Linked DNA regions of Homo sapiens: region 1 is linked to region 2. Evidence: chromatin loops called from intact Hi-C (ENCODE). Cell type or tissue: Caco-2. All regions are shown on one strand. Each heading gives the region's core, and the rest is flanking DNA. Links, peaks and the distances in the headings are about the cores only.

What was found. A loop is a pair of places that touch in the nucleus more often than their neighbours do. Peaks named below come from ENCODE experiments on the same cell type or tissue, not always from the same donor. Only the 100,000 strongest peaks of a DNase experiment are listed, where the experiment ranks them.
Region 1: a loop joins it to region 2, with 8 times the contacts of the local background. A loop is called at or near these places in 59 of 110 quality-filtered maps.

What each region holds. Positions count from the first base shown.
Region 1 is chr14:67,574,895-67,589,334 of GRCh38, reverse strand. PLEKHH1 (pleckstrin homology, MyTH4 and FERM domain containing H1) reads right to left here. Exons shown (of 29, transcript NM_020715.3): 15 at 13,863-13,943; 16 at 13,330-13,512; 17 at 12,832-12,940; 18 at 11,921-12,033; 19 at 11,136-11,312; 20 at 10,704-10,801; 21 at 10,024-10,201; 22 at 9,459-9,614; 23 at 8,297-8,397; 24 at 7,125-7,266; 25 at 5,452-5,594; 26 at 5,211-5,340; 27 at 3,681-3,767; 28 at 3,238-3,384; 1 more. The coding sequence ends at 2,100. PIGH (phosphatidylinositol glycan anchor biosynthesis class H) reads left to right here. Exons shown (of 4, transcript NM_004569.5): 4 at 1-17. It also overlaps a transcript of GPHN not described here. Among named protein-coding and RNA genes, the nearest start is that of PIGH, 18 kb to the left of the region's middle. RefSeq lists a silencer at 5,007-5,056. In Caco-2, for the core only: a CTCF peak has its summit at 5,128 (motif pointing left); DNase peaks (open chromatin) are centred at 5,124 and 8,534.
Region 2 is chr14:67,518,057-67,534,924 of GRCh38, reverse strand. PLEKHH1 (pleckstrin homology, MyTH4 and FERM domain containing H1) reads right to left here and starts at 1,635. Exons shown (of 29, transcript NM_020715.3): 1 at 1,527-1,635. It also overlaps a transcript of GPHN not described here and a transcript of TMEM229B not described here. RefSeq lists a silencer at 1,542-2,011. In Caco-2, for the core only: CTCF peaks have their summits at 7,852 and 8,060; a DNase peak (open chromatin) is centred at 8,074.

The DNA.
Region 1 (14,440 bases), core at 4,355-12,354, 55 kb before region 2:
AAGAATAAATAAGCAAATATTGAATCCTTTGTTTCTAAGTTAGTTTCTTCTGTATAAGATTAATAAACTAAAGGGTTCCTGAAGGGTTGGGGAGGAGAGAGGGTGGGGGAAATAGATTGACCCCAAATTCAGTGTGAACACAGCTCCATTCTTGTTTACTCTTCCTTTGGACTCCTACTTTTCTTCTAAACTCTCTGGGTAGATAATGTTATCCTTATTGGCCTTAGAGATACCCAAGATATTATAAAACCAGAGCTGTTATGTCTGTCACCAGCCCTGCAGGAATTATTCAGGAACCTGTGGTACATGTGACTTGTTCGAGGTAGAAATGTCTCAGCTAGATCCCCAAGTTGTGGGGTGAAAAGTGTGAACAGAAATGGCTGTAAAACTACTTGCCTTGCAAAGTCAAGTACATTTAAAAGAGGCAGAAACTTGGATGTGCTTCTTTTTTCATCATGCTTGTCAGTTTACGGGGTGAGAGAGGAGAAGCTTACAGCAGCTGAGGTGTTCAGATAAACTAGTTCTGGCCTCGCAGTTTTTGCTGTGCAAAAGATACACACATTGTTGGGGTTAAAGGCTTGGTTTTGGGTGCTACTGCTAAATATACAGTTTTCAGCACTTTACTGACATATAGTAAGGCTGCCTTAGAGCTAGGAAATAAAACTCAGTTTCCTAGATGTTGGAAAATCAGAGTATGAACTCTTTCGTTTTGTTTTTGTTAGGGGAGGGTGTGTCTACAACCTGTCTAGAGGAGACTGTCTAGTCTCCTCTGCACTCAATCAGAAGGTCTGAATTGAGGGGGATTATGGTATTATCAGTAAGGCAAAAGATGAAAGAAACTTTTTTTTACCTGCTACTCTTAGGCTAGGGCAAATGTCACATATGTACCCTCACCCTCAAACTAATTCCCAGCAGAAGTTTGCCAGAAGTCTCAAGGAGCATATCCAGGCCCACATGCCTGAAATAGTCTTCTGTGTTTCTGACTCATTTTTGGTGGTCTTACAGCAGCAAAAAGCAGAGTGCATTTGCTTGGTCTTTTACAAGAAGAAGGAAACAAATGATGGCCCACTACAGTGAACACAGCCTTCACCGAGCGCTGTCCAGTCATTAAAATGAGACAGGGAGGGGTCAGATTGGACCTACCTCCTGCCCTTGCTTGCACATTGCGTGGTACTGGGTTTGGCCTAAAGTCCAGTGTGAGGAAAACAGCTTGAATCTTAGCAGGTATAGCATGTTATCCTGCAAAGACTGCCCCAGAAGGGGCTGTACCAATGCCTACATACCAATAATGGGGAAAAATGAGTCTATTCTTTTTTCTCCAACTCTGTCAGCACCTTTCCCATTTGGGAAAGGCAGCCCAGTTTAGTGAGTTCTAGGCTTCTGACAGAGTGTAGGAGAATTGGAAATTTTAGTCCTATCCTGTTTAGCGACGTTCACAAAACTTCAAGTATAAATAAGACCATATACAATATTAAAAAATTAGCTTCTGGGCTGGGCGATGGCTCATGCCTGTAATCCCAGCACTTTGGGAGGCCAAAGTGGGCAGATCACCTGAGGTCAGGAGTTCGAGACCAGCCTGGCCAACATGGTGAAACCCCGTCTCTACTAAAAATACAAAAATTAGCCGGGCATGGTGGCGCACACCTGTAATCCCAGCCACTCCGAAGGCTGAGGCAGGAGAATTGCTTGAACCCTGTGGACTGGGTGACATAGTGACACTGTGTCCCCCGCCCCCCCCAGAAAGAAAATTAGCTTCCTTGAGAGTACCAGTGCAGAAAGCCTTAACTTATAGCACTGATGCCCTCAGTAACAGTGGATCATCCCTGTCTATGTCTAGAATCAGGTAGCATCTGGAGTCATTATTCTTATGAAAAAAGGAATAAATGGTTTTAACACTGGGTCTGGATTTTAAAAAGTTGAGCCCTGAAACATTATAAGGCACCTAGAGAGTAAAGGCTTCACAGAGACTAAAATACACATTTCACAGAACAAGAGTAGCCGGGGGCTGTTAGACCCGTCACAGTAGTATCATACCCTAGGATATATATCTCTAAATCCAGAGGCACTAGTGGTGTTGGGGAATCGGGTAGGAGAAATATTCACAGCAACGTTGGCCCCTTGGTAGCACAGGAAACAGAAGAAAAGAACTGTCGTCCATCCAGTTCCCACAGCTGGCAGGCTCCGGGTGGGTTGGTGGGGGGGTTCACAGTTGTAGTGCAATGGTTCATATAGCTGGCCATGATGAAGGTAGCTTCTGCAATCTAAGAGGAGGTCAGAGATGTGAAGGAATTGAACTAGCCTTGGCTTGAATCCTGGCTTTCTTACTTATTAGCTCTTATGCTGAGTTCCTGGGCCTCAGTTTATTTAATCTCTTAAAATACCCACCTGGGAGAAAATATCCAAAGGGAATCATAACTGTGCTGTTCAGAGGCCCAGTGGTGTGGGCTCCTGTTGGTCTGGAGATCCTCTCAGATGCACAGTGCCCTTCTGAGAAAAGGAGGCCCAGTGTTCTGCTCTGGTTAGCTCTACAACCAGGGAAGGGGCCTTCTTAAGAAAGGGATCTGGAGATCCTCCCCTTTAGCAGGGGTGGTATTAAAGGAGGAGTAGGTTTGGCAAACTCTAACTTTAGGATTAAAAAGGAGAACAACAGGGTTTCCAGTTAATCACACGGGAGTCAGGAACAATAAATCAGAACTTAGCCTTTGTAATTATTATTTTTGCTGGTCAACACTTCCTGTATTGAGTAGGAACAAAGTCACTAAAGCAAAAGAGGTCTTTTTGCGGTCTTCCCCACAACAAGGAAGAGGGAGCACTGTGGGACTGTCCCACTTTGTAGCTAATGTTGGGTCAGCAGAACCCAGGGGTAACATGCGAGCACCTTAAAGAGGAATCTGCCCTGCCTTGAGGACTGCTGCAAGGAAGAGAAGAGCACGTAAGCACCCAACTGAGGACTGCATGATGCTGGGGCTTGAGAGAATAAAAAAGAAAAAGTGAAGAGCATAATAGTAGCTAGGCCAGAGTTAGTTCCCTCCAAATATGTCCCTTTACCTACTAGCTGAACATTGATACGGAGATGCAACACCACCTGAACCTTTGGAATACTAATTACAGACAAGACCAACAATTTTATCTGGGCAGGGCCCTTGCAGAGCACTAGCATAACCCCAGTTTCCTTTCTAAGCTCCAAGCCCACCACATCTTGCCAGAGTAGAACGTTTTAACAGCTGTCAGACCTACCTTGGGAGCAGCCATCCGGAAGATCAACTTCTCAATGTGGCTTTTTCCAGAGCTCTTGTCTGGGATAGATCTAATCACAAGCATGAAGTCATCCCTGCAGCCACCAAACGTTGTCACTGAAGAGTAGGGGTAAGTGATGTGCACTTGCTGTGGAAAGGAACCAGTCAGTTGTGGGGAAACTTTCCACCTGTCCCCTGAGCTAGGAACCAGCATCCCCTGTCTCTTCTAGGCACAGGAAAGGAGAACTCCCAAGTGGTCATAATTTGGAGATCTCCATCTTGAATATCTACAAGCAGTGTCTAGACTAGAGGACTGGTGCTTGGGCAGGAGTGGGGGTAGGGCAGCCATGGTCACTTGGTTCAGGCTTTTGAGTCCACAGAGGAGAAGAAAAGACCATGTTGAGGAAGAGGAGGGGTCAGGGAGCAGCCTGCATCCTTTCATACCATAGTGTTGTGGTCCAGGATGCTGACGCCATCCTCATTCACAGCAATCCACACCAGAGCGTTCTCCTTGGAAGACAGCTGGGCAGGCTGGGGAAACAGAAACAACCCATCAGATATATCCATAGTTAGAGATTTTGAACTATAATAACTTTCTGAGAAAGAAGGCACATCCAGGGATCTGCTAAGCAGTGATTTCCAGCCACCTCATCTTGGAAAACAAAGATGATATTTGTACAGTGTATGCAGGAAATAGACAAGGCTGCTTGTGACAGGAGACCCTTGGCCTTGGGGCTCTGGCCACCTACTAACCATCTCAAAGGCAGAGGCGATCATTCTTTTGATGTCCCTAGAACCCATGCTGCCACAGCACACTGGATGGAAAGCTCTGTGCTACAGAATAGAGGCCAGCCCTAGCTGCTCTGTTAGGGGAATGGGGAACAGCTGGTTTTCTCCTAGTCTTGGAAACACGGCATTCCACCTATAGTCTCCAAGCCGAAGTGCTTCTGACTTCAGCCAATCTCCTAGGTGCTGTAAAAGAAATAGGAAAGCAAGAATGCAGTCCTGTGGCTTTAGGCCCTATCAGTAAGAAAGTGACTATTTAGTGGACATTCCTGTAATGACTAATTTTCACTGCCAGGACTACAGTATGGTAATCCAGAAAATCTCTCTCTTAACCCAAAGGGAGGCAGATAGACATTGGACATGCCACCTTTTTCAGAAGCTTTTCCTAAGCTCCCAGACCAAGTGGGTCCCTGTTATATGCCTTTATAACACCTCTGTACATCTTCATAGCATTTGTGATGGCTTATAAATATATATTAAATACATAGAGAAAAAAATGAATACGATTATTTGATGAATATACATCTCCTGCACTAGATGGGAAGCTCCAGGAAGGCAAGGACTGTGTCTGATTTTCTCACTTCTTATAACCTCAAACAACCAGCACTGGACATAGTAGGAGCTCAACTATTTGTTGAATGAATGAATGGCCATTTTCCGATCTGTGGCTTCAGTAAACAGGATCACTGCCCAGCTTTGAGCTGTAATTATCTATAAAGTTTATGCACAACAGACACCCAGTGAAGAAAAGTTCCTTCTGAAATTACTGTTGGCCACCTGGCCTTCATACAGAGGTGAAATTAACTGTTGGCTAAGTAATTTGATTCCCCTGTATGCCATGTCAAACCAGTGGAGATGTATTTGTTTAGGTTATACATTGTTCTTTCAAACTTTAAAAAAAATGAAAGCACTCTTGAGAGGGCTGTTATTTCAAGTCTGAATCTTTGTGTGTGTGAATTAGTTGATCACATCTTTTCTTTTGGGGCAGTCAACAAAGGACAAATGAAGATAAGCAATCACAATTCTGCTCTGGACTGTGGAAAGCTGGACTAGGCCAGAAACAGTGGAGGGATAGTGACCTCTGGTGGTTACTGGTATGGAGGTAGGGGCTGCAAATTGGTATGGCTCAAACATGAGCAGTTGGGGACACACCTAAGGGTGTGGGCAGCTCCTTCCACTGGCACTTACCTGAGCAGCAAAAAGTTTAGCACCAAAGAAAGGCCATTTCCTGGCCACGGTCAGGTAGATGCGGATGCACTCAGGAGGGGAGCATCCTTGCAATGTTGCCCATTTTGTGGTCAACATATCTGCCAGGTGCCTGGTGTGGGCAGATGGAGAGAAATAGTGCCAATGAAGTGCCGACGTGTCTTCATTCCAGGCCTGAGACCTCCCCACAGTGACTTGCTGCAAGACCTTGTAGCCTACCTACCTCAGCTGTTCAGCGGGGGCCCCATGTCTATAGCGCCTGGGGTGGAACCTGTCTAGGACCTGCTGGAGAAGATGCTGAGCCTTGGCAGGGGATGTGCCTCCAGGGCCTGGCAGGGCAGGCTTCTCCAAGTCCCCATATTCTACCTGTGGTAGAAGCATATGAAGAGACCAGTCAAAATCTGACAGTGGATGGGCCAGGTGGGGGCTGTTGAGAGGTGAAATAAACCATTTCTTTATTACCCTATTGGTGGGGTGCGAGTGGTTGTGAAAAATACTTTAGAAAAACGCTTCATCTCAAGTTTTATAGACACTAGAGAAACAAACTTAGGGCCCTCGAATATTAGAGATCACCGACCAACTTTGATTTTGCAGCTGAGGTGAAGTGCCTTTTCCAAAGACACAGTTAATTGGTAGCCGACAAGGGAAAACAATGTGGAAATTCTGGCTTCCAGTCCAAAAATATGGGCTATAGAATTGAAGATGCTACAGATCCTAGAGTACAGCAGAGTGTTCCAAATGTGGCCTTTGGAGTTGGACACCTGGCGCAAATCCCAGCTTTGTGTCCCTGATCAAGTTACTTAAACTCTCTGAGCTTCAATTTCCTCATCTATTAGGTGGGAATAAAAACTACAATGGAGGATGCATATATGCTTAGTACAGGGCCTCCTAGAGAGTATTCCTATTGATATTTATAAAGATCAACTATTACTGTTTCCTCTTCCTTTCCAGCATGTAAATCCAGATTCTTATTCTTTTTTAAAAATTTTTAATTTTTAATTTTTGTGGGTATATAGTAGGTGTCAGACTCTCTTATGGGAGTCATGAAGGTATCCCAGATACCTTTGGCAAGATGGCCTTCTAAATATAATGGGAAGGAGAGTCCAAGTCTGAATGTGTGTTCCTCTTCCTAAGTCTACTTAGAAGGTCTGATGGTTTATGAAGTTTACCACATACATTACATGATACAATTATCCAGGTATCATACTTAGTACAACCCTGTGGAGGCTGGCAGAGGTTTTTGTTTGTTTGTTTGTTTTGTTTTGTTTTGAGACAGAGTTTTGCTGTTGTCGCCTAGGCTGTAGTGCAATGGCATGATCTTGGCTCACTGCAACCTCTGCCTCCCAGGTACAAGTGATTCTCCTGCCTCAGCCTGCCGAGTAGCTGGGATTACAGGCGCCCACCACCACACCCAGCTAATTTTTATTTTTATTTTATTTTATTTTATTTTTTTTCAGTAGAGACAGGGTTTCACTGGTCAGGCTGGTCACGAACTCCTGGCCTCAGGTGATCTGCCCGCCTCGGCCTCGCAAAGTGCTGACATTACAGGCATGAGCCACTGCTCCCGGCCAAGTATTTTTTATTTTGGTATACTGAGAAGGAAACTAAAGCATAGAGAAGTGAAGTGACTTGGCTAAGACCTCATAGTTGGAAGGTATATAGGACTCAAACCCAGGTCTCTGGATTCCAAGTCCAGCCATCTGCACGCATCCTATATCTGCGGTGAGTGAGGAGCTCTGATCTGTAGAAGTCAGCTGCTTTCCATCCCAGAGATGGCAAAGCTGCCCTCTCCTGAGCACCACAGGATCTGCAGAATCTCTCCTGTGTTTCAGGCTGCATGGTGCATTCATTCTAAGCTGGCAACCCGACCCTCCTGCTTCCTGAACAGAACCTTACCTGGGCCATCAGGGCAGCCATCTCAAGAGCCAATTCCTTGTTGATAGGAAACCTCCCTGCCACTATCTCTCTACTGGTTTGAGAGGCAAGGAGCAGCCGTTCTCGGTCCGTCTCCCCTTTGACTTGACTGCGAAAGTACAGCCTACAAAGAAGAGAATAAGAAACCAGGACTCAGCAGGGATTCCAAACAGGGATGGGGCTTTCTCTGGGTCTGTTACCTTTATTTCCAAAAAGATAAAGTACTCTTTTCCCACTATTTATGAGCCTATTTTGTATTGCCTCCAGAAACATATAACCGAGTATGACACAGAGCAGATGCAGGGTCATGCTGATCTCATACCAACAGGAGGGCATGGTTCATTCTGAAGATACCATTAAGCTTACTGGATTTAGTAAGGGAAATCTGGTACCTGGAGTTATAGATTAGGGGACTGGATGAGGTAAGAGTCCAAGAGACTACTGGAAACTATTTGCCTGGAGACATACTGAGATGGAGGGATGGGATTTTCTTACTCAAATTGATAGAAAGTCAGGATGTCTACTTCTGTATTTCCTGGAATTGGTATAGGAAGTACTTAGTCTTTAGCTATAACTAGCTGGTGCTTATACAAAATTTCACTCTCATAAAGTAACACACTTAGCCATCCCATGAGGTTGGTCTATTTTCTATTCTTTTCTTTTTTTTGAGGCAGGGTCTCACTCTGTTGCCCAGGCTGGAGTGCAGTGGCGTGATCTCAGCTCACTGCAGCCTCAACCTCCCAGGTTTAAGTGATCCTCCCACCTCAGCCCCCCTGAGTAGCTGGGACTACAGGTACATGCCACCATGCCCAGCTAATTTTTGCATTTTTTGTAGAGGTGGGGTTTTGCCATGTTGCCCAGGGTGGTCTGGTCTGTTTTCTTGGCAGATGTTTGTGTGTGTGTGTGTGTGTGTGTGTGCATATACACACACGCACACGCAGTATAGGGAAGGCTGACAGAAGGCCTGAGCTGCCCAGGGTTTCACAGAGTATCAGCAGCAGAGCCCGCCTGCACCCCAGCTAGTGACTGCCAGGCAGTGTTATATCTGTGGGTCCCTCCCCCCGTCTGGATAGGCTGTCTAGTCGAGGAGGCGATGAGCTGGCACCCAGTGGCAGCCCTTGTGTTTGGCCCCACCCTCGTGCAGTGCTTAGGACCTGTTCTTGTACATCAGCTTCACGACGCGTGTCCCACCCTCAGACTTTCCGGGGTGCAGCTCCTTCATGGCTTGTTCCCACTTGGAGATGGCATCACAGATCTTGAAAAGGCAAAAGAAGAAAGTCAGAAAATTTCCTGATAAGGAGAGAAGGGATCAAGGTCCAGCCAGGGCTGGACTCAGAGCAGAAGAGCAAAGAAAACTAAGGAAAAGTCCTCCCACCAGGAGGCTGACCTGCGGAGCTTCATGCTTCCTGGACCCAAGGTGGCAGCAGCTCCCTCACAAACAGAGGGAACCCTGGACAGGGTGAGCAATAAAGCAAGAAATCTGCCCTGCTGGTGTCACCAGCTGAGGGGCCTCCCCAGAGGCTAGGCAGCCCCATGGCCTTCGAACACCAGCTCCATTTCCATTCCACTGACTGCTATTCTCCTCTTCAACAAATATGCCCAGAGGGCTACCATGTAACAAAGCCTCACAGATGCCCAGACATTGGCAAAGAAGGTATGTGGCATAGTTTTTCCAGGCAATGTTAAAAGACCATAGAAGCCTTTGTCCTGTTAAAGACAAGCAAACACTGGAGCCAAATATGCATCAAAGTGCTAGAGCACATTCTTACAAACACTTATCCCCCAGGACAGTAATCCCAGACCACAATACAAGATTGATCTTAAATCCCATCCAACGGCCTTTACTTATAGGAGCACCATAAGGACCTGCCTCTTTAAAAGTGTGGTTCAACCTATAAGCATGGCATAGGCCCTGAAAGAAAGGGTAAAAGTGAGGTGCTGGGTACCACCTGACATCCAGGGGGTCCAAGCACACAGCTGTGAGCCTCTGAGTGGGCACGTGTAGGCAGTGGCTTCGTGGGGCCTCACTGTCCCTACACCAAGCCAAGAAGAGGCTTTTCTTCTGGACGCTGCACAGCCACTCGAGGGAAGTAGGTGTGTAGCGATCTTGTCTCCAGAGACAAGGGCACACAACAGCTTTTTTCTCCCTGCCCAGGTACATTTTAGGATGGCACAGAAATGCTGACTAGGGCAGCACCTTGGGCTCAGCACCAAATGAGCTACCAAACAGTCAGACACCCATCAGATGGGCTCTTTCCCCACCACCAATATCCCTGAGCAGGGAGGGGCTCAGCTGGCTTAGTGGGAGGCTGTCACCTTGACACTTCCCTGCAGGCAGTGCTCCAGGTCCCTGCCCGAGGGATCGTCCGTGAAGAGGGCAAAGCCAGAGTGGGATGGCTTTCTCATGCCTATCTCCTGGTTCAGCCGCTGGAGGAACTCATCAACCGTGGAAGAGCCGTCAAAACCAACCACCTGAGGCGGGAGAAGAGTTCCAACCCTGAGTGAACCTCCTGAGAGGAGCTCACTAGGGCTGGTGGAGGTGTCTGGATACAGCAGGTGGAAAGGAGCAAGGGCAAATACAAAAGGCCAAAGCAAGTTGGTTTCTGTGTTCACAGGCAAAGGGCCAGTGCATGAGGGATGTGAGCTTATCCACTGTAAATGAACTGGGCATACCTGGGTCCCTCCTTTACCAACAATCTTTTGGAGGCCCTTTCTTATTTCTTGGTCAGCATCTCAGCTTCCCTGTTCATGCAGTGAGTTCATAATATCTACTTCTGGGGCAACAGTGAACAATCTGCCAAGCCTGAGCCTAAGGCCCAGGGGTATTCTCTGGATGGTGACGTGAGAAGACTCGGGGCAAAGAGCACGCCCAGCTCCTCACATGGTAAGTCCCGTTGGTAAAGTGCACGGGGATGCTGAAGGGCAAGGAGTGGTGGAAGGGGTTACGCAGCAGGATGGACACCACTTCCATGCGCGATGGCCTGGCTTCCCGCTCCCCGGTCCGCAGGGTCCGCTCCACTGCCCGCTGGCAGTAGGTGGCATACTGGCCAGTTTCACTTCTAAAAAGACGGAAGAGGGGAGTATTATGGGCTCTGCTCATCTCTGCCACTTTGGCACCCCGGATCCCTATCTAGACTCAGCCAGGACCAAAACTGTAGCTGGGGCAGGTTGTGAGAAAAGCCCTGAAGACTCTGGTCTGGGACATTAATTTGTCATTCAGGACCTTTATATAGCAGGTTGCTGGCATGGATATTTTCTTCTAGAACCCAGAGGACATAACAACAGAATAGCACTTGGGGACAGTTTGGGAGCAGTGTGGCTTCATGTGAGAGTTGCCACAGTACATCCGTGGATACATGGATTGGCGTGCAGAGAAGCTTAAGCATGCCCAGATCCACACGTGCCCATTTGTGCACACGGCAATGGGTGAAGTCTCCACGACCACTGAGCGGTTTCAGAGGACAGGAGTGATCTGGTCTGCCCTAGACTCCTCTCATCCCTCTTATTCATGCGGCAGTTGGCAGTGCTCAAGTGGCAGAGGAAACGGCCAGGTTCACTCACCTGGGATCTGCATGGCGTTGGAGCTGCTGCTTGACATACCAGAGGAAGTGATGCTGAGGCAGGAAAAGTGGAGCACACAGAGCGAGGAGCTGCCAGCACTGCCAGGGACACAGACAGCGTGGGGTGAGTGCTGGGCCTACAGCACCACCTGTCCTCATAGCCCTGAGCTACAGAGCCTTCAGCACTCTTTCCCCAAACCAGAGCCCCCAACTTGCTCTGGGTGCTGGGATGGCCAACTTGGTCAGGCTGTGTCCAGAATGCAATCACCCATCTGTGCATAGACAGCTCAGCCGTACTGATGCAGCTTGGAGCACAGAGGCTGCCCGCTGGCTGGGCTCACCGTATACCTGCCCAGTCACCTCCTCCCACCTTTCCCACCTGGCAGCCCTTGCCAATGGCTTCTGTCAGCTGCTCCACCCCTGGCATGCCTACCTGCATGAGGGAGTACTTCTGAGGTGGGCGGCAGCTGGTCTGCTTCATGAGTTGGCAGTAGATCTCACTCTGCAGCTCGGGGTGAACCAGGCAGACCTGCAGTGCGGTCTGGGCCAGGGACACATGGTAGTCCACCGAGGCAGCTTCCACCGGCACGTTGATGAAGAGCTGGCAGGACTGGGAGGGAACAGCAGTGAGCACAGGCAGACCAGCATCCCCTGGGTTCAGAGAACTCAACGGCTTGGCCATTTTCCAAGGGCTCCAGGGAGGTTAGAGTTTACTGACAGCCCTTTCTAAGAGGGAGCACTGCTACTGTTGGAGGGCATCTCTGCTTACTAAAAGGGGCTATGGGCTACTTTGGGATAGAAGTTTCCTTTTTAAAATGTTCTCATTACATTACATAAACAAGACAAATTCCTTAAAAAAAACAAAAACAAAAACAGAAAACTCAAACATTCACAAAGGACATGCTAAAATAGGTCCGAATCTCTCAGTCCAGAAGCAACATAAACCTCGCCTTTTCTGCTTAACTACAGGAGGAGGGGAGCTCCTCCAGGGAGAGTTTTCATTGGCATTTCCCAAGGACTTGTGCATGACGTTCCAGAGCTGCTTCCCTCCCAGTGACAGGATTACATTCCTGCCATCCAGGAAGTGATAGGGACCCTGGGAAGTTTCCTTCCCTTCCTCTCCAGATCCCTCTGTGGGTTGTCCCCAACTGCACAGGCCTTCTCCACCCAAGTATTGCAAGTATCCCAGCGGTGGGCCTGGCCGCCACCCCAATTTACCTTGAAGAGCTTGAGGGCCTCCGTCTGCAAGGCCTCAGAGGGCAGGGTGGTGAGGGAGGCGTATAGGCCGTCTTTGCTGTAGCACAGCATGGGGTGCCTCCAGAGCGGCGAATCTGCCCAAAGCACGGAACCAGAGAGCAAGGGCAGTTACTACTGAGAGGGGACTCATCTCCCACTCACCGCCATCTTTAATTTATGGGGAAGATAGTGGTTTATCTTCCGTCAACACTTGGGTTGTGCTGGGTTTATCATCCATAGAGTGTGGGGTGTACAGGTGGGCACTGCAATGAGCACCCTCATATAAGCATGGCCTTTCTCGTGGAATGGCAGTAGGGGTGAGTGTGCAAGGTTGTGGGTGTCTGAGTGCAGGTGGATGTGTGCAGGGGAGGCCTCTTTCTTACTGTGTCAAGTCTGGATGGAGGGGCATATGAATTGGTCAGAAACAAACAAGCCTCAGAGCAGTAGTAAAGGGGTGTGTGTGGTATATGCCATTAATTAGTTCCTCAGGGCCCTGATAATCAGTAGCAAAAGAAAGACTCCAAACAGGTTAGTCCGATCCCAATTTAGGCTTCACTTGTTGATTTACAAACTCTAACTATAGATTAACCAGCTACCTTCTTTCCTCAGCCCTCTGCCCAGCCAGCAACGGGGCAGCTTGATCCAAGTAAAACATTTACCCAGGTCCCTGGAAAGCCTGCTTCCCAGATAAACTCCCCCAGATGCAGAGTGGTCACCTTAGTATCTCAGCCGGAGACAGAGGGGCCCTGGAGCTTGGATGGGAACTTCCCCTCTGTGGCTTAGATGTTTTAAAAACAGCTTCAGGGTACAACACTGCTTTCTTTGGGATCTTGACCAATAGTCACCAAGCCACTACCCTCCAACCCAAGCAGTGGTGGCCACCCTTGCCTTACCTGGATCTCCTTCACCATCCATCAGTTTTCCAATGAGCTGCTCATAGGCAGTGCCCACCTTGGCACTGCTGCCACCTGCAGCCACTGTGAGGTGGTAGAGCCACGTATCCTGGAAGAGGGCGGAAAGCCATCGGATGGGGACGGGGTGGGAAGAGTGGAGGCAAGAGCTCCAAGGAGGACTCCTTGAAGGGACCAAGCCCATGTGGGGTTCAGCTAGTTTGGTTGGCATGAGTCAGGGCTACCTGGAAAGACTGAGGATCAGGTGAACATGAACCCAACTTTCCAAATTTGCGATTCTATTACATGACCTCAGTGAAGCAATGTTGGTCACTGGGAATAAATTCAGTATAAAGGAATATTCCCATTCAGAGAATATTAGTTGCCAAAGTGTCCAAAAGGAAATAAATTTGAATTTTGGGAAGCTCAGGAGAAAGAGAGAAGGGAAGATCAGAATCACAGGTCCAAGCTTGGCCCTGGAGGCCCAGCCCTCTTCCTTACCTTTTCATGCTTGGTGCCAATGAGGAGGTAGGTGGGGCTGTGCTCTGTGGGGTGGATCACCAGGGTGCAGTGGGAGGAAAGCAACCGTCTGGTTCCTCCAGCCTCATAGTCCTCGTCTGAGTCACAGGATCGATCTACTTCCTCTATGTGCGCATCCCGCACAGGCAGGCAGCCCAGGGGTCGCTGTGGACAGCAGTCTTCCATGAATGGGAGAGCCAGTGGGGGATGAGGGAGTCTCCTCTCTCTGAATACATAGGCTCCGTGAAGCTGGGAATCGTGGATATGGACCGATGACAGGATGGGGAGGTGGAGACTATAGCATCCCAGCCAGGCTGGCAGCAGAATGAGGCTTGCTTGGAGAAGCACCAGAGACCCAGACAGGCAGAATCTCACACTCTGGAGGGATCCAGCCAACTGATTTTGTATTTATTGTGGGGTTACGTGGGGTAGGGACTTTCATCAGGACATAGAGTGGCAGTCATGTGCTTCGGGGGAAGCAGGAGAGTGGGTATTGTGAGGAGGCTGAGAAGTACCTTGTCCTCATGGCTCCGATAGTAGTAGAAGATTTTCCCAACAAGAGCGCACCAGACCACCTTGGAGTGGCCATGCTTTACCTGTAAGACAGAAATGAACTGGCATTATGAGAACTAGGTAACTCTAGAAGTAAATCCAGGACTGGCAAATAGAAGCCACAGGGAGACAGATTTGACCTATGGTAGAGATGGAGATGCCATTTGGGCTCCCTACTAATGGAACCACCCCTTTCACAGTGAGGGTGCCATGACACCCTGTGGCACCCCAGCCATCATGGGCTATTCAGTGACCTATGACCTGCCATGAAACGATTAGCCAGGCCAATCAGATGTCCCCTCCAGGCATATGAAAATAGGAAGAACTTGCTAGGTGGCAGAAGCCACAGTTGTCAGGGTGCCGGGAGGGAGGGAGGGAAAACAGCAGGCTGAAGCCCTTGGGCAACCATGCATCATGAAGGAACAGAAGCTGCACACGGGCGAAGGAGAATGACATAAACAGATTGAACGAGAAGCAGAGCCACACAGCGAGCCTGCCAGCCCTGAGCTTGCTGAGTGCAAGTCGCTTTGGTTCCTGCTGG
Region 2 (16,868 bases), core at 4,521-12,520:
CAATGAATATTCAATGATGTACACCATTTCATATACATCAGAGTATATCTGAAGGATAAAGTCCCAGAAAATGGAATTTAGGGGTAAATGATGTACACTTTAAATTGCCAGACATTTCTTTGGATTTTTTTTTTTCTATCAGGAATGGGAGGAACATGCTCTCCCCTACAGCTGGTGACTTCTGAAGAGGGCAGAAGAGGCTCCACATTTTTTCAGCTTAGTTGTTAGTTTCAATGAGTTTGGGGCCACAGGCTGCACCCCACAATTGCCCAACTCTGAGCAGGCCCCCTCAGCAGTCTATGGGAAGGTGGTAGAAGTGGACTGAACCATACGTTAGGAATTTAGGAGGCTTGGGTTTCAGTTATGGCTCTTCCACTTTTTAGCTATGTGACCATGGGCATATCACAACAATTTTTTTTTTAACAGACAGGATCATCAGCCTCCCAAGTTAGCTGGGACTACAGGCCCACACCACCACACCCAGCTAATTTTTAAATTTTTATTTATTTGTAGACACAGGGTCTCCCTATGTTGCCCAGGCTGGTCTTGAACTCCTGGCATCAAGCTCTCCTCCTGCCTTGGCTTCCCAAAGTGCTGGGATTACAGGCATAAGCCACTGCAACTGGCCTAAATCACAACTTTTCAGAGTCCCAGCTTCCTCCTTTGGAAAAATGGGGCCAATAATATGCAGAAACACTAATACCGATGTTCTATAAAGCGTTCAGTGATGGTACTAGCCCTATACACAGTGTCTGTCACATAGAAGACAGTCCAAACAGTTTGATGAAGGAACTGATAATTCTCCCACTGAATTTTTTAAATGGTCTTTCAAGTGTTTTACCTGAACCAAGGCTCTGTCTTGGAAGAGTTTTATGAGGTGGATTCATAGTAAAAGCTATGGAGGAGATATCCTGGCAAGCAGAAATCCCACAAGGAGAGGAGTTTCCTTCCAGATGAGGCTCTTCACCGCCTCTGCCACCCCCACTAAGGCCCCTGGTTCCTGGTGACCGAGTCCTCGCTAAGACTCCTAGGACACAATGCTCTGTGTCATTCGGCGCCCAACCTGTTTTCTTTTCTGCTTGAATGACCTGCTCCTAGGAGTCGAGCCTGAGCCATAGGGTCCCAAAGACAACACTCAGAAATCACAGAAGAAATAACCTGAGGTGAGATGGGGAGGGGTGCGGGAAGGGGTGAAAGGGAGCGAGCACCGATAGCAAGGTGGCAGCCTGCACGTCCGCTCCGAGGGCCCTTCCCAGGAGCGGCTGGATCTGACCGATCCCCAAGTCCAGGTACTCCCGGGGGAGGCTCCTCCTGGCCTCGCGGCGCGAGTCCCCTGGGGCGCCCGGCTTCCCAAGCCAGACCCGCGCTCCAGCGCTCCCCGCCGCTGGGAGCTCGCTTCCAGGTAGGGAGGCACCTGCTCCGGATCGTCCTCTGGGCCCGAGGGGCCGTCCCCCGCGCGCAGCCTGACGCCCTCCGCCGCGGCGCAGCCCCAGCCCACCACAGCGGCGGGAGCGCGGGTCGCTCACCTCCAGCGAGCTCGCGGCCGTCCCCGCCGCGCACTGGGCACACGGGCGCCCTCGGGCCGCCGCCGCAGCCGACCTTGCGTCGCTCTCGCCGGAGTCCCGGGCTGCCGCCGGTTCTCCCCTCCCCGGCAGCAGGGGTCGTGGGCTGCGGGGCGGGGCGAGGCTGGAGCGGGAGGGGTGCCCGCGGGCTCGCTGCACAAAGCCCGGCCGAGCCTTGCTGCGCCCCATTCAACGCTCCGCCGGGCGCCCTCCTCCCCTCGGCTCCCCGCCCGCTCCTTAAAGGCAGAGCGCTGGGCTCAGCTCTCCAGGCAGCTCGCGGAGAGGCACAGGAAATGACCTCAGCAGGCTCCAGCCTCCCACTTCTCCGCACCGCTGGGCTCGTCCCTGGGGCGGCAGGGAGGGCGGCGGGGTGTCCCGGGCGCCGGCCCGGAGCTCTCCGAGGAGGCCGCACCAGCTGCCGCAAGGGGTGGCCAGAGCGCCCCGGGGATCTGCTTGACCCCAAATAGCGGGGGACCCTCGCGGGCTGCGGGACAAGACCAGACCGTCTCCGCCAAAGGTTCCAGCATTCTCCTGGCCACCTGTGGGAACTGTAACGTCTGGATATTTGGAACAGAAGTCCATATTTCAGTCTGGCAGACCAAATGTTCTGAGTTGCAATTTGCAGGAGAAAAAGAAAAAATAAGTTACGACAGCCCAGAGAGTAACTTACTTGCTTATTTTCTGGTCTCGCTATGTTGCCCAGGCTGGACTCGAACTCCGGAGCTCAAGTGATCTTCCCGCCTGGGCCTCCAGGCCGGCTTATGTATATGTTATTTTAAAGGAGGGCCCAGGAGGACCCTGGCTGCCAGGCAGTTTGCAGGGCAGTCATCAGCGTGCCCATGTGCTCCTCGTTCTCAGACATTTGCAGATCTCAGATCGCCCAAAGCAATCTCATACCCAGAGGGGTTGGAAAACTCAACATTTGGCTAGGTGAGCCTGGAGTAAAGAAGATGCAAATAGAGACCATTGCAGGGAGGGATCCACACTTCAAAACAGAGCCTTCTTCCTCAACCCTGCAGGCTCTCTGTCAGTGAAGGACTGAACAGAAGCAAAATACCATCAGCGCCTGTTTCTCCAAATGGTCCTTGGAAGACTCATCCCAGGCACCATGAAGAACACCCCCACCCTGGGTTTGAATCTGAATCTCTAACTAAAGTACCCCAGGCCATTCTCACGTAGAAGTTTTGAGAGCCCAGACACTAAGGAAAGCTGGTAGTGCAGGAGGCCAAACGTGAGAATTTAACTGGGCCAATGGGACTTCAATGGCTGAACTTGCAAACAGCTTTATAGCTCGTGGGGATTGGGATAGATTAGCCCCATTTTGTGGGACAATGCTCAGGCTATCCACTTCAACATTCCAGAAGTTGCATAAGGAAGCCCAAAAACACGTTCTCTGGATTTTGCTAAGAAGACATTAATTCATTCATTCACTTTTTTTTTTTTTTTTTTTTTGGACATAGGTTCTTCTTGTTCTGTTCTCCAGGCTGGATTGCAGTGGCACAATCATAGCTCACTGTAACTTGAACTCCTGGGCTCAAGCAATCCTCCCATCTCAGCCTCATGAACAGCTGGGACTATAGGCACATGCTACTATACCCAGCAAAAAAAAAAAAAAAAATTTTTTTTTTTTTTTAGTAGAGGTGGGGTCTCAAACTCCTGGACTCAAGAAATCCTCCTGCCTCGGCCTCCCAAAGTGCTGGGATTACAGGGATGAGCCACCGCACCTCGGCCCAGAACTCATTTAATATAACTTTGTTATATAGTGAAAAGAGACGCACCATGGAGAGTGGAATGGGAGGAGCATGCTCTCCCCTATAGCTGGTTACTTCTGTAGAGGGCAGAAGAGACTCCACATTTTTTTCAGCTCAGTTGTTACTTTCAATGAGTTTGGGGCCATAGAGTGCATCTCACCATTGCCCAACTCTGAGCAGGACCCCTTGGCAGTCTGTGGGAGGGTGGTAGAGGTGGACTGAACCCTACATTAGGAATTTAGGAGGCTTGAGTTTCAGTTATGTCTCTTCCACTTTTTAGCTATGTGACTTGGGCAAGTTACAACTTTTGTTGTTGTTGTTGTTTTCTTTTAAGAGATAAGATCTTGCTCTGTTGCCTAAGCTAGAATGCAGTGGCAATCATAGCTCATTGCAGCCCAGAACTCCTAGGCTCAAGCAGTCCTTCTGCCTCAGCCTCCCAGGTAGCTGGGACTATAATACCCACCATCACCCCTAGAGCCCCTTTCTTTGGATATTAGCTTATTATTACAAGTGACCTGACAAAGGAGAATGGAGGATGGAACAGAGAGATGGGAAGAAAAGCCATCATGTGCCTGAGTTGAAGGATATGCTAGGGCATTCTTGTGAAAGAAGATGAGGCCGGGATGGGGACTTGTCAACTGGTCTGAGCCAATTTAGTCCTTCAATGATTGTATTAGCTGCCATGGGACGTGAGAGGTGAGAGGAGGCCATTCGTCTTCTTTTCTGTAATCTCCTGCAGGTGGGATATTAAAAATAGTTAAGGCCAAATTCTGCCAAATATACATGTATTGGCAAGCTGGCACAAAACAGTCACACAGCCTGCTTCAAGAAAATGGGGCAGTTGGCCTGCTCTGGCTCTCACACTCCATTCATGCAAGGGCAAATAATCTTCCTGGCCAACTCCATGTTTTGAAAACTGCTTATTTCACCAATAAAAGATTATTTCTAGCATCCCTCAAGCACATTAAGCCCTTGGGTGTATATTTTGATGTTGTTTGAAGTGCTTATGTAACCATTTTCTGGAGTGCGGATTCCTGATTAGGGCACTTCAGATGCTAACTAACCACTCTAGGAGTTACAGGAGAGTCACTTTATATACACACACTACATGGTTTAGGCTGGAATGTTTAAAAAATAAATTCCTACAGAGTCAATATTACAGCATCTTAGTCTGGGCCTTGTTCCTTGGACAGCACTATGGGAGGGAAAGGGGAACTTGGAACTGGCCAGAGCTCAGTTTAAGCTTTATCACTTAAGTGGTGGTGGGACCTTGGGGCAGTTGCTTAAGGTTTCTGAATTAATTCCATGTTTGTAAAATAATGATGATAATAATTCTGGCCTCTTAGGGTTGTTGAAATGATTAAATGAGATAGTATGTTGTCTGGCATGCAGCAAGTGATCTATAAATGGAAGCTTTTGTTATTTATTCTTTGAACAAATATTGGCTGGAGTTTACGAGAGATCTTGTAAATCTCTGTTTACAAGATTGCAATGGATAAGCAGATGGCTTGAGAGACAGGAATAACTCTAGGAGAGCTGGTGAAATGGTTGACAATTCATCTTCCCTTGTACGAGCCTTCTAGAAACCCTGCTTCCCATCCCTACCTGCTTTCTCTGAGCTCCAAAGAGACCCTCTCCTATATCACCAAAAAAGCCTCAAATCAAGGGATCCCCTCCTCCTGCCTTCAGGACCTGGTTCTCAGTTACTGTTGGAAGGGGAAGAGAGGGGAGAAGAAGGAGAAGGGAGTTTCAGACTCCCAGGAAACTTGGGGCCAGTCCTAGTCCAGGCTTCTGCTCTCTGCCTTGGGTCACAAAGAAGTCAGGAGGTTACTTCTACTGCTGAATCTTTGGGAGCAATTTGGCTCTTCGGTGATTGTCAGGATTAGCCACCATGGGACATGAGAGGTGAGGTAACCATGGGTTAGAGCAGAGTGTCAAGAGTCACCATCTAAGTGGGGCTAGGAAGGCAGTGATTGGACATGCAGAGAAGGGCCAGTTAGGAAGGAAAGGAAATGGCCCAGTGGCTAAATCCTCAGTGTGTGTGTGAGCGTGTATATGTGTGCATGTGAGATGGGTATGGAAAGATGGGAGGAAGTGTCCTAACTTTAAGTATGGACTCTTCTTTCATTTATTCATTCAGTTACTCACTAACAAATATCTATTGAATACTTGCTATTTTCCAGCCACTGTGCTAGGAAGGAAAGTGTGGCAAGTGTGACCTATCAACTCTGGGCACAGGCTTTAGAACTAGACATGCCTGTCCTTGAATCCTGGCTCTTCCACCCAGGGGACACAGGGTGGAAGTAATGCAGTTACCACATACATTCACTGCAAATAATCTGTTCAGTATACCTGTGGGTATGGGAGCCAGAGAGAGCCAGGCAGCGGATGGGGAGGGGAGGGAAGGTGTTCCTCGTTTGTAAATCAGGAATCAGAATTCCTTCCTTAGAGAGTTATTATAAAGATGGAGATAAAGGGCCTGCCTCAGTGCCTGGCATATTATTGGAATCTAGTAAATATTATGAAATGAGGAGGGAACTTGAAGGTGTAGAGGTGTAAAGGACTAGCAAGGCGCCCAAAGACTAGGGAGCTGGAAAGTACCCAGGAGGAGCAGCATGGAAGGAGGGCCTGGTGGAGAAGGATTCCAATGAGGAGGTGGGCAGTGATTCCAAATCTAACCTCATGTCTTAAAATGCTGATCTGAAAATACAGATTCCAGGCCACCTCTAGCTATTCAGATCAGTGGGCCCAGGAGTCTGCATTGTCACGCACCTGTCTGGGGTCTGTATTGACTGGTATGCCCTTGAGTGATTTTTCTCAGAGAGCAACTGCCAGGGCGGAACTGATGTAATTACAACACATATCAATGCAAAATGCTCTGTCCGCTGCAGCTGCGGGTTATACGGGCAAGAGAGAGCCAGGTGAATGGGGGCTTAATGGGATAGGGACAGGAGAGGGAGGGAGAAAGAGCACCTGAGTTGGGAGCTGGTGGAGCTCAGGGAATGAGGATCAGGTAAATCCAGCCATCTGACTGCAATTCTAGATCATTTTAGAGTTTGCAACATCCTAGTTTTAAAGCAGCTGTCTTATTTCTCCAACAGCTTTCATCAAAGATGAGAACAATGGCTGCTCACATCAATTGGGGGAGGGAGGAACTGGGCAGGGACCAGCTTTAAGTAGGTGGCAGGTTCTCCAACAGCCCAGGGAGCCTGTGTGGGGAGAGACTAGGGCTCCAAGAAGCCAAGGAAACCCAGGCCTGTCAGAGAGCTGCCAGTGACCCTTTACTTTTCTGGGACACATGTGTGGCCGCTGTAGACAATGGGTTTTCATGCTGACAGTGGGGTTCAACTTCCAGAGTTCAAATTCCAGCTTTGGCACCTAGCTCAGTTCTTGGCACTCAGTAAGTACTCAGTAGATGCTGGTTGTTATTATTATCTCCTCAGCAGAAGACAGACCCAAGCCAAGAGAAAGGAAAGTCTCCCAGCCCTACCTCACCCTCACACTCCAATCTATCTGAGTCCCCACCAGCCCATCTCAGAGCTGAACTACGAGAGGTCCTGTGTTCATACATTCATCATGTGCTTGCCGAGTGTCCACAGTGGGCCACTGTAGGAGAGGGAGAGCGTGGAGGAGTAGGTGGCTCAGTACAGGGCAACTGGACTTTGGAGGGCCTCTTCATGCTCCTTGACCTCCCCTCCTCAAAGCCACTACTTTCGCTGACAGGAAGAGGCCAGAGGTCTGGGGTGGGGTCCTACATGCAGAGCTGTGAGTGAGTTCTTGCTCAGCCACTACTTTGCTCCGCAATCTGAGGACATCTCAGCAACTCTTTGTGCCTCACCTAACTGTAAAATAGAAGCAGGACCTTCGTGGCTGCCATCCTCAGCCTGGAGATAAGGAATTAATGGACACTTCACCAGGGTCATGCTGGGGAATGAGGGGCTGCTGCGGTACAAAACACATTGTTGGTTTATCTGAGAATTGCTGAATGGGAATAGAAGCAACTTCACCAAAACACACCGGGGACACAGCCAGCCATTGCAGGGCACTGCAAACAAATGAAATCTTTCTTTCTAATCTCCTAATTAAAAATCGAAACATTTAAAGCCATATTTATTGAGGGCTGACTTTGTTCCTGACCCACTAAACATTTTAGGAGGAATCATCTTTTTTTTTGAGATGGAGTTTCACTCTTGTTGCCCAGGCTGGAGTGCAATGGTGCGATATCGGCTCACTGCAACCTCCGGCTCCCGAGCTGAAACAGAGGAATCATCTTAATTCTCACAATTCTCTGGAGCTGAAGCCATTTTTATCTCCATTTTATAGATGCATAGACTGAGGCTCACGAAGACCAAGTGTCATGGCTAAGCTCAGATAGCAAGCAAGTGGCCAAGCCAGGACACAAACCCTGCCCTGCCTGACTCTAAAGACCACGCCTTTAGCCACTCAGGTCTTGCCTCTGCTCAGGGATGTGTGGGTTCCCTTGCGGGGCACCTTCCAGGCTGAAAGGTTGCAATGAGTGAGCCACAAGTACCCTGGGATTCACAGAAAAGGAAATAAGTGAAACACATGGATAGAATGAGCTGACCAAGCCATTGCAGCTCCCTCTGCCCTGCCCCTAGTGGCTTGGCCTGAACCAATAGGTCTATTATCTCCCTTGATGGTCAGGACTTCTCCTTGTTGTGCTCAGGGTTTTCGATGGTGTGTCAGGGCTCATACCCTACTGGAAGCTCTCTTTGCCCTCCCCTCTTTGTAAAAGGGGGTGAGTTCTGATGACAAACCTGCCCTCAGTATGGAAGCCCTGGACATGACTGCCAGCACATTGGAGACTATCTCTCAGCACCATCTAGTGGCCAGGATGGCTTGTTTGTTTTCTTCAAGGACCCTGAGCCCCAGCATTCTGGCTCCCAGTCAGGTGTAGGGCCAGATCCATTCCCTTCTGATCTGACACTGCATGCTTTGGTCACCTCTAAATGTGGTGATTAATGGGGATTTAAGCTGTGCTTAAAGTGGAGACTTTAAACTATGCATATTTTTATCCTGTTCAATTTTGCGTCGTTTCAGGGAAGGGGGCTAGAACACTGAGATGTATAAAAGACTAGGAAAAGATGGAAAGAATATTCTCCCCTTTCTTAGTTCCATGCATCTGGCACCAAGCAATGCATACCTTTTCCTACTGTGCAAAGCACAAGACCAAAAGCAGCATGCAAAGACCGTCAGCTTGGCACTCATTCCAAGCAGGCATCTTACCTACCCATGTTACACGGGCAGGGGACAGGAAGAGATGCCGCTGCACAAAGTCCAAGCTGCAAGTCAAGGATCCTTTTTGCTCTGCTACAGATAAAGTGATGGGATACAGAGCTGGCACTAGACCGACTCCCAATTGTATTAGGAGCTTTGCTTATGTAGAAGTGAGCTCTGGGGTTTTCAGAGTGGTGATATGGAGAGTGCGCATTTCCAGAAAGGAATTCTGCATTTATAGGTTCTGGATTTCCTAGTCCAGGTCCGGAAGAGGAACTACTAAAGTGGACCCACACAAAGGAATCAGGTAGAGCTGACAGACAGGTCTCATATATAAGGTTGGTGATGGAGCAGAGCAGGCAGATTCCTAGGATGGAAAGCCAGTAGGCATTGCTCTGGGGCTGACACGGGGCTGCTGTTTCTTCCAAACACTGCACATTGCCTCACTGGCCATTGGGGAAACTCTCAGATGGCTTCTGGAATGGTTTGATCTTGAAAGTAGAAATTTCCTGGGCACAGGGCATCATGCTTGTGTGAATCCAGGATCTCTGGAACAAAAGACACTCCTGAGAAGATCATGGTTCTTTTGGGAGGCAAAATTGTTAATGTTGAAATAAATCCACTGGAATACTCAAAGTAACTTTCTGTAAATATATTTTCCCGTCAAGCATAATAAACTGCATATGCAGTAATGTACATCAGATTGGAAGCCATTTATAGAGGGAAGAATCACTAAAATGTTACTAGGACCTTCCCCACTCCAAATCTCCTTTCGCTGACATGGCATGTTGTGATTCTTGCGTCCTTTCTTCAGCTACAATTGTGACTATTTCTCACAATTTATGTTAGGAGAAGAATGAGGGGTGCCCCTAATATTTATAGCAGCAATAACAGCAAAATAAAAGAGGGGAAAAGGATCCAATTGAAATGTCCGTCAATTAGGACTAGTAAGTAAAGTATTAAAATTATGATTCATCTAGAAAATGAAATACTATGCAGCCATCAAAATGTATGATGAAGAATTATATTTATTGACAAGGAAAGATATTCATTACTTAATGTCAAGTGAAGCAATGTCTAGAAAAGCATGTAGAATATGATTTGTTTTATGTAAAACTGTATACATATAACTATATGTATATTTATGTATATAAATATGGGTAGAATTATTTTTCCCAGAGATTAACAGTGACTATCTTTGAGTGGAGAAATTTGATATAATGTTGTTAGTTTCTGCTTTGTTCTTTTCTATATTATGTAAGCATTTTACAAGGAGTATGAATCATTTTTCTAATAAAGCTATTAAAATGTTTTAAAAGTATTGATCCTCATGAGTAAGTAGAAAGCCGAGATTCAGAGAAGTTGACATCTAACTCAATAAAGCCACAACCTGCCAGTCCAAGAGCCAGAGTGTGCACCCATAACCACCCATTCCTCAAGTTTAATGCCAACGTTTTGAGTTCTGCCTCCTTTCCCTTCATTAAGATACCGGGGAGAGATATGGCAATGGGGACCTGGGGGAGTTGGGGATCACTGTTCAGATCAGAGGGGCCTCACATCTTTTGATATTATCTGGATCCCTATTATCTCTTCAAAGCAATTACACTGTGACCACAACAGCATTACTGGATTCCTATTATACAGTATGTTCTTGTGGTTTGGCGGTTGTCCAAGGCTTGAAGGAGCAGACACAAGTCTGGGGACAGAGTTAAGTTGGGTCCCTACTTCTAATTCAAGCCCATCTCGCAACTTTCAAGAGAAATGATGTATTCAGCCATTTTCTCCATTTGAGGAAAGAAGGAAAATGAAGCTAGCTGGGTGTGGTCCATTGGTCGGACTGCAGGAGGTTCTGGGTGGGAGTGGCATAACTTCAAGGAAGAAGTCCTAAGCCTGTGTTCCTTTGTCTACCCCTTCTCACTCCTCCTCAGCCACCCATGTTTGTCCACACTCCTAATTGTAGCACCAGAGACCTCATGACCTGACCTTTGGCATTCTTAGAGTTCTGGGCACCAGCCAGCTCAATTCAGCCTGGTGAAAAATTAGCAGTTACGACAGGGATTGGGGTCCAGTGGGCCCAGTGTCTTCCTAGAACATGAGTTTGGATGTAAACAGTAAAAACAGAGCCAGGTTTGGTGGCATGCATCTGTAATCCCAGCTACTCACTAGGCTGAGGCGGGAAGATTGAGCCCGGGAACTTGGGGAACATATGAGATTTCACTTATTAAAAAAATAAATATCAAAAGCCCAAGGTTGTGAGAGAGTATTAATCTCCCATTAAACAACTACAGGGCATTTACAAGGTCAAAGTGGGTCTCTGAGCGGCCAGTTCCTTTCTTAGCCTATCCACTCAGAACACAGACATGCAGTTCCAGAACAAAGGATTCATCCCCTCTGTGTTCTTGCTTTGTGTCACTGGAAACCCTCTTTGTGTCACTATTCTTCCCTCCCTGTCCTCATATCCCTCTACTGTATTCCCTAGAGAGGTCACAGCTCTATACCTGACATTACTGCCCATGGATATGAAGAAAAAAAAAATTCCTCCAAAGATATTGTTTCCCCTTCCCACGTCTGTTCTTTGCTGAGGGACCTAAGAGAAAGCAGACCTTGACCTACGCTGTGGGCAAGAAAGAAAGGCAGAATCTTTTAACAAAAAGAAGTGTGTATTTACAAATGCTGGTCAATCTTGAGCCAAAGCCAGAGTTTAACCTACAAATAAGACATGGTAGAGATACAGCATGGCCACAGAAACAGCCCCATTGTAGAACACAAATAATCGCACATCTTCCTCTGCGTGGAGGTGTAGAATCTAAAGCCATTACTTGGAGCACAGGGTAATGCTTTGTTATAGACCATCTTGCATTGCTCTCATCTTCCAAATGCCTAGGTTTCATTCTTTGCTACCTGTATAACCCTACCTGTATAATCCTTAGCACAGTGCATGGCACATTAATGGTTGTTGAATTGAATAACAAGTTGAATGACTTTTTTTCCCTAGCACTGTACTGTTTTGAGGACTGGACTCCTCTTTTTTCTTTTCTTTTTTTTTTTTTTGAGATGGAGTCTTACTCTGTAACCCAGGTGGAGTGCAGTGGTGCCATCTTGGCTCACTGCAACCTCAGCCTCCTGGATTCAAGCAATTCTCCCTGCCTTAGCCTCCCGAGTAGCTGGGATTACAGGCTTCTGCCACCACACCCAGCTAATTTTTGTATTTTTAGTACAGACAGGGTTTCACCATGTTGGCCAGGCTGGTCTTGAACTCCTGACCTCGTGATCCACCTGCCTTGGCCTCCCAAAGTGCTGGGATTATAGGCATGAGCCACCGCGCCCAGCCTGGGCTCCTCATGAAGTCAGGAGCCCAGTTCTCAAAACAGCACAGTACTAGGCAAGAGAAGACACTCAATACACATTTGTTAATTAATTGGCATCTGAGACTAATTGAACTAATTCCCCGGACAAGATAGAGTCTCTGGGATCATCAACCCTTTGGGCTTCTGCAGCCTTTCCTGAAGGTGGCAGGGTTCTAGCAGGTCCAGGACAAGGAGGGTAAAAAGAATAGAGATGGGGTTTGCCCCACCCTCTGCAAGGCAGTGGGCACACTGCCTCACCACCCGCTCCAGGCTTGGCTGTCTCTCAGCCGGCTCCTATGGGAGAAACCTTTTGACTCAGATCTACAAAAAGAAAGATTTTCCCAGTCTACCCCAACCCAGGACCTAGCTGTGACTTGGATGAGAATGCTGTGATACAAATTCTTAACCTATTAATGTTGCCAAGTCCCAAGATATCCTCCTGCAATCACTGTATCTGGCTGAAATTTCTCTTTGAACTGATATAGTGAAGTTGGGACAGGCACACAGTGTCCCCCCAGGCAGAGTGGCTTAGATAGCAGCATAAGAGCTTTTAGTTGCAAAGCCTTCTCATAACCAGGCTCGCCTCAACAATACTCCTTTGTCCCCCCTCAGACGACTAAGCTTCTTGTATCCTGGCAAAGGGAAGCACAGAGGAGAGGTGACCAGCTTGGAGTTTGGATTTTAATCTCCAGGGCAGAAATTCTTTTAAATTTGCCCAGCATCTAGGCTGACTGCTGAGTCAGAAATGAGAGCAGTAGAGTGGGAGAGGAGCGGGTACGGGGATATGTGTGGAATGGGGCTCTCCCGCACAATCCCCAACTTTCTTTCCTTTTTTTCTTTTTTTGTTTTGTTTTGAGACGGAGTCTCACTCCGTCACCCAGGCTGGAGTGCAGTGGCACGATCTCAGCTCACTGCAACCTCCGCCTCCCGGGTTCAAGCGATTCTCCTGCCTCAGCCTCCCAGTAGCTGGGATAACAGGCACGCTCCACCATGCCCGGCTAATTTTTGTATTTTTAGTAGAGACGACTTTCACTATGTTAGTCAGGCTGATATTGAACTCTTGACCTCGTGATCCACCCGCCTCAGCCTCCCAAAATGCTGGGATTACAAACATGAGCCACCGTGCCCGGCTTAATCCCCAACTTTCATAGTCAACTCTGTCCTCTAAAAGACTTACGATCACAGTTAAACCCATACTTAAAAGTATGAGGTGATGTGGTTTCAATGTGTGCTCTTATTCTCACTTTGATTTCTTTTAACTTTGGTCTTTTCCTCTCTTAATTTACTGCTCTTCTTATCAACCTGTGCTAATTTTCAGGGCTGTCTTAGTGCACACCCATTAATGTCTTAATGCTTTATGGATGAATTCACATGATCACAGAATCATGAGTTCTTCATTTTCAGGCTCAAGGTGTTCATGAATACTGCATAGTCCTTATCCACTGGATTTTCTTTTTGATGATGAAAAAACAAGAGAGGACAGGACCTTTAAATATCCCCAAAGTAGCAAGACACTTTATTTTAAGACTTCTATGAAAGTACCTACCTACCCCTTTCCCACATGGACATATGGATACCAAAATCTTCTGATAAACCCACAGGACTTGATCATTTCTCCTGGGCCTAATGCCTCTTCTCCCTCCACTGGTACCCCTTTCCATCCCTCTGTGACATTTTATAAATATTCAAGGGCATCCTTAGTAAACTTTTGCATTTGCTTCCCCTGTCACAATGCACTCATTCCTGAGCATAGCTCACAGCTATACAGAAGTCTGACTTTGTAATGTAATTTATGAAGTTACCTAAATGTAAATTATGGACTTTGGGTGATAATGATGTGTCACCCAGCTCTATACCAACCCTAGCATAAGAAGTGATATTATTCAACAATCTACATCTTCCTGTCCTGGTACTTTTCAGAGCCTCTTGCTGCTTTCTTGAGGCTTACCTGTTTCTCCATTCACTTTCTCTCATAGCCAAGAACTTTACAGAGAACAACGATGAGATACCACACTATACACCAATTATAATGGCCCAAATGTGGAAATACTGACAAGATGAGGATGTGAAGCAACAGGAACTCCCATTCATTGCTTGTGGGAATGCAAAATTGCTACATCTGCTTTGGAAGACAGTTTGGAAATTTCTTATAAAGCTAAACATACTCTCACCACACAATCCAGGAATTGTGCTCCTTGGTATTTGCCCAAAGGAGTTGGAAATTTATGTCCACACAAAAACCTGCATGGAGTTTATAGCAGCTTTATTCTTAATTGCCATAACTTGCAAGCAACCAAGATTTCCTTCAGTAGGTGATGGGTAAATAAACTGTGGTACGCCCAAAGGAGTTGGAAATTTATGTCCACATAAAAACCTGCATGGAGTTTATAGCAGCTTTATTCTTAATTGCCATAATTTGCAAGCAACCAAGATTTCCTTCAGTAGGTGATGGGTAAATAATCTGTGGTATATCCAGACAATGGAATATTATTCAATGCTGAAAAGAAATAAGCTATCAAGCCATAAAATGGCATGGAGGCAACTTAAATGTATATTACTAAATGAAAGAAGTTAGTTTGAAAAGGCTTTAAATGGTGTGATTTCACCTATATGACATTCTGGAAAAGGCAAAACTGTAGAGCAGGTGAAAAGAACAGTGGTTGCCAGGGGTTAAGGGGGAGGGAAAGATGAATTAGCAAAGCACAGAGGACATTTATGGCAGTGAAAATATTCCATATGATACTAAATGGTGGATACATGTCAATATACATTCATCCAAACTCATAAAAAGAACACCAAGAGTGAACCCTAATGTAAACTATGGACTTTGGGTGATAATGATATGTCAAAGCAGCTTCATCAGTTGTAACAAATATACGACTCTGGTGGGGGATTCTGATAATGGGAAGTCTATGCATGTGTGGAGGCAGGAGCTATGGGAAATCTCTGTACTTTCTTCTCAATTTTGCTGTGAACCTAAAACCACTGTAAAAAATAAAGTCTAGGTCAGGCATGGTGGCTCACGCCTATGATCCCAGCACTTTGGGGGGCCGAGGTGGGAGGACCACTTGAGGCTAGGAGTTCAAAATGAGCCTGAGCAACATAGGGAGATCCAGTCTCTACAAAAAATAAAAGAATTAGCCAGGCATGGTGGCGTACGCCTGTAGTCCCAGCTACATGGGAGGCTGAAGCAGGAGAATCGCTTGAGCCTAGGAGTTCAAGGCTGCAGTAAGCCATGATCATGCCACTGCACTCCAGGCTGGGCAACAGAACGAGAACCTGTCTCAAAAAAAAAGTAAAAAAAAAAAAAAACAAACTTACAGGGCCACTGAGTCAGGTACAAATTCCCTATGCTGCTTGCTTCCCCTTGTCCTGGACTTTCGCTGTTTGGGGGGTACTTGGCAGCCTTTCCCTTCTTGTAGTAACAGTCCCTTATTTCTTTCACTGCCTCTAATCACGATGTGCAGTACCTAGTAGGGCTTACACCAGAGTATCCGGATGGACCCTTCCCTGTCCAAGAGGGAAGGTGAATGCAGGACTCAACTTAGGCAAATTTGACTCTTTATGCTTGAGCAGAAGTGATGAAAAGATTGGCGTCTAGTTGCTCTGGCAGGACAGCCCCGAGGAGACCCTCGATTACTTCCCATTACCTGGATTCCCAAAACTGGCCTTGTGCTGTGCTAGTCCTTTCGAGCTTGTTTTGCCAGCATTCCCTTTAAATATGCGAGCCATCTGATCATATTCTTTTCCAATGAAATTTCTTTTTTAGACTTAAGATAGCTAAAGTTGGTTTCTATTGCTTGCAGTCAAAGAATCCTACGTGATCTGAGTTTACACTCCTTAGCCTCTTTATGCCCCTTTCCTTCCTATTTTGAGAAGGGGCAGTTGCAAAGAGACTCCCCCATTTTCAAATGCTGGCATATTACCTTGACCTCTTCTCACCAAGACCATATCCATATGTCCCATCCCCCAGTTCTTTCCTACCCAGCTTGTTTTCCTGTAAAGCTGATCCAAATAATTCCAGATTCAAGATTGGCTTCAACTTCAATGCTTCTTCTGCTTCTACCTCACTTCTTGCTTTCTTATCATAGCATCTGCAACAGACTTCATGTGATCTTCTCTTGATCTCCCATTTCCATGCTCCGTCTCCCTCCTAGACCCTTTCTGATCGGGCTGCAGGTCAGTTCCTCCACTGGAATCACCCTCTTGAGCCACATCTCTCCTAACTTGTGGTCAGAGGGCAGCCCCTGGGAACCAATTCTCTCTAACAAGCATAAAGAAATCTTTCTGATTCCCTTTGAAAGTCATCAAGAAAATTACTTATGGGGGACAAGAGCAAACCCTTTATGGCTGGTTTCCTTTGGGGGAAGGGCAGAACAGTTCTTGCCTTTCAGAATATATGTCTAAGGACCTAACATGTTCAAGGAACTTTAGAGATACAAAGATACTTGAAAGATTCTTCTTTTCCTTGCCAGGTGGTGGAAGAGAGATGTGAAGAGAACTACCATTTACTGCCTACCGTGGCGGGGCCTTTACATGACAGTGTGGAGCTACTGCCACTTATTACCTGTGTATTATACTATGTGTCTGGCACTATGCTAAGCACCTTATATGCATTCTCCTACTTACTCTTACAACTGCCCTGGGCTTGGGTATTATTGCCATTTCCATTTTGCAGATGAGAAAAATAGGCTGAGAAAAGTTAAATGAACTTCCTTAAGACATCCAACTAGGATGGAGAGTCTGAACTCAAAACCAAGTTTGCTTGAGCAAAGCCTGTCTGTTCCTGGCCCATACCACCACACCGCTCCTCTTGCTTTGACAAGACACGAAGGCAAAGCAGGGGCTGGTATCCTTTGGTGTGTGTTAGTGCAGCAGGGGTGGTTTGTTCCAGGCCCCTTCACCTTCACCCTGTACTTGAATCACTAGAACCATGATTACTGTGCCTCCTGCACCCAGGGTCACCCTCC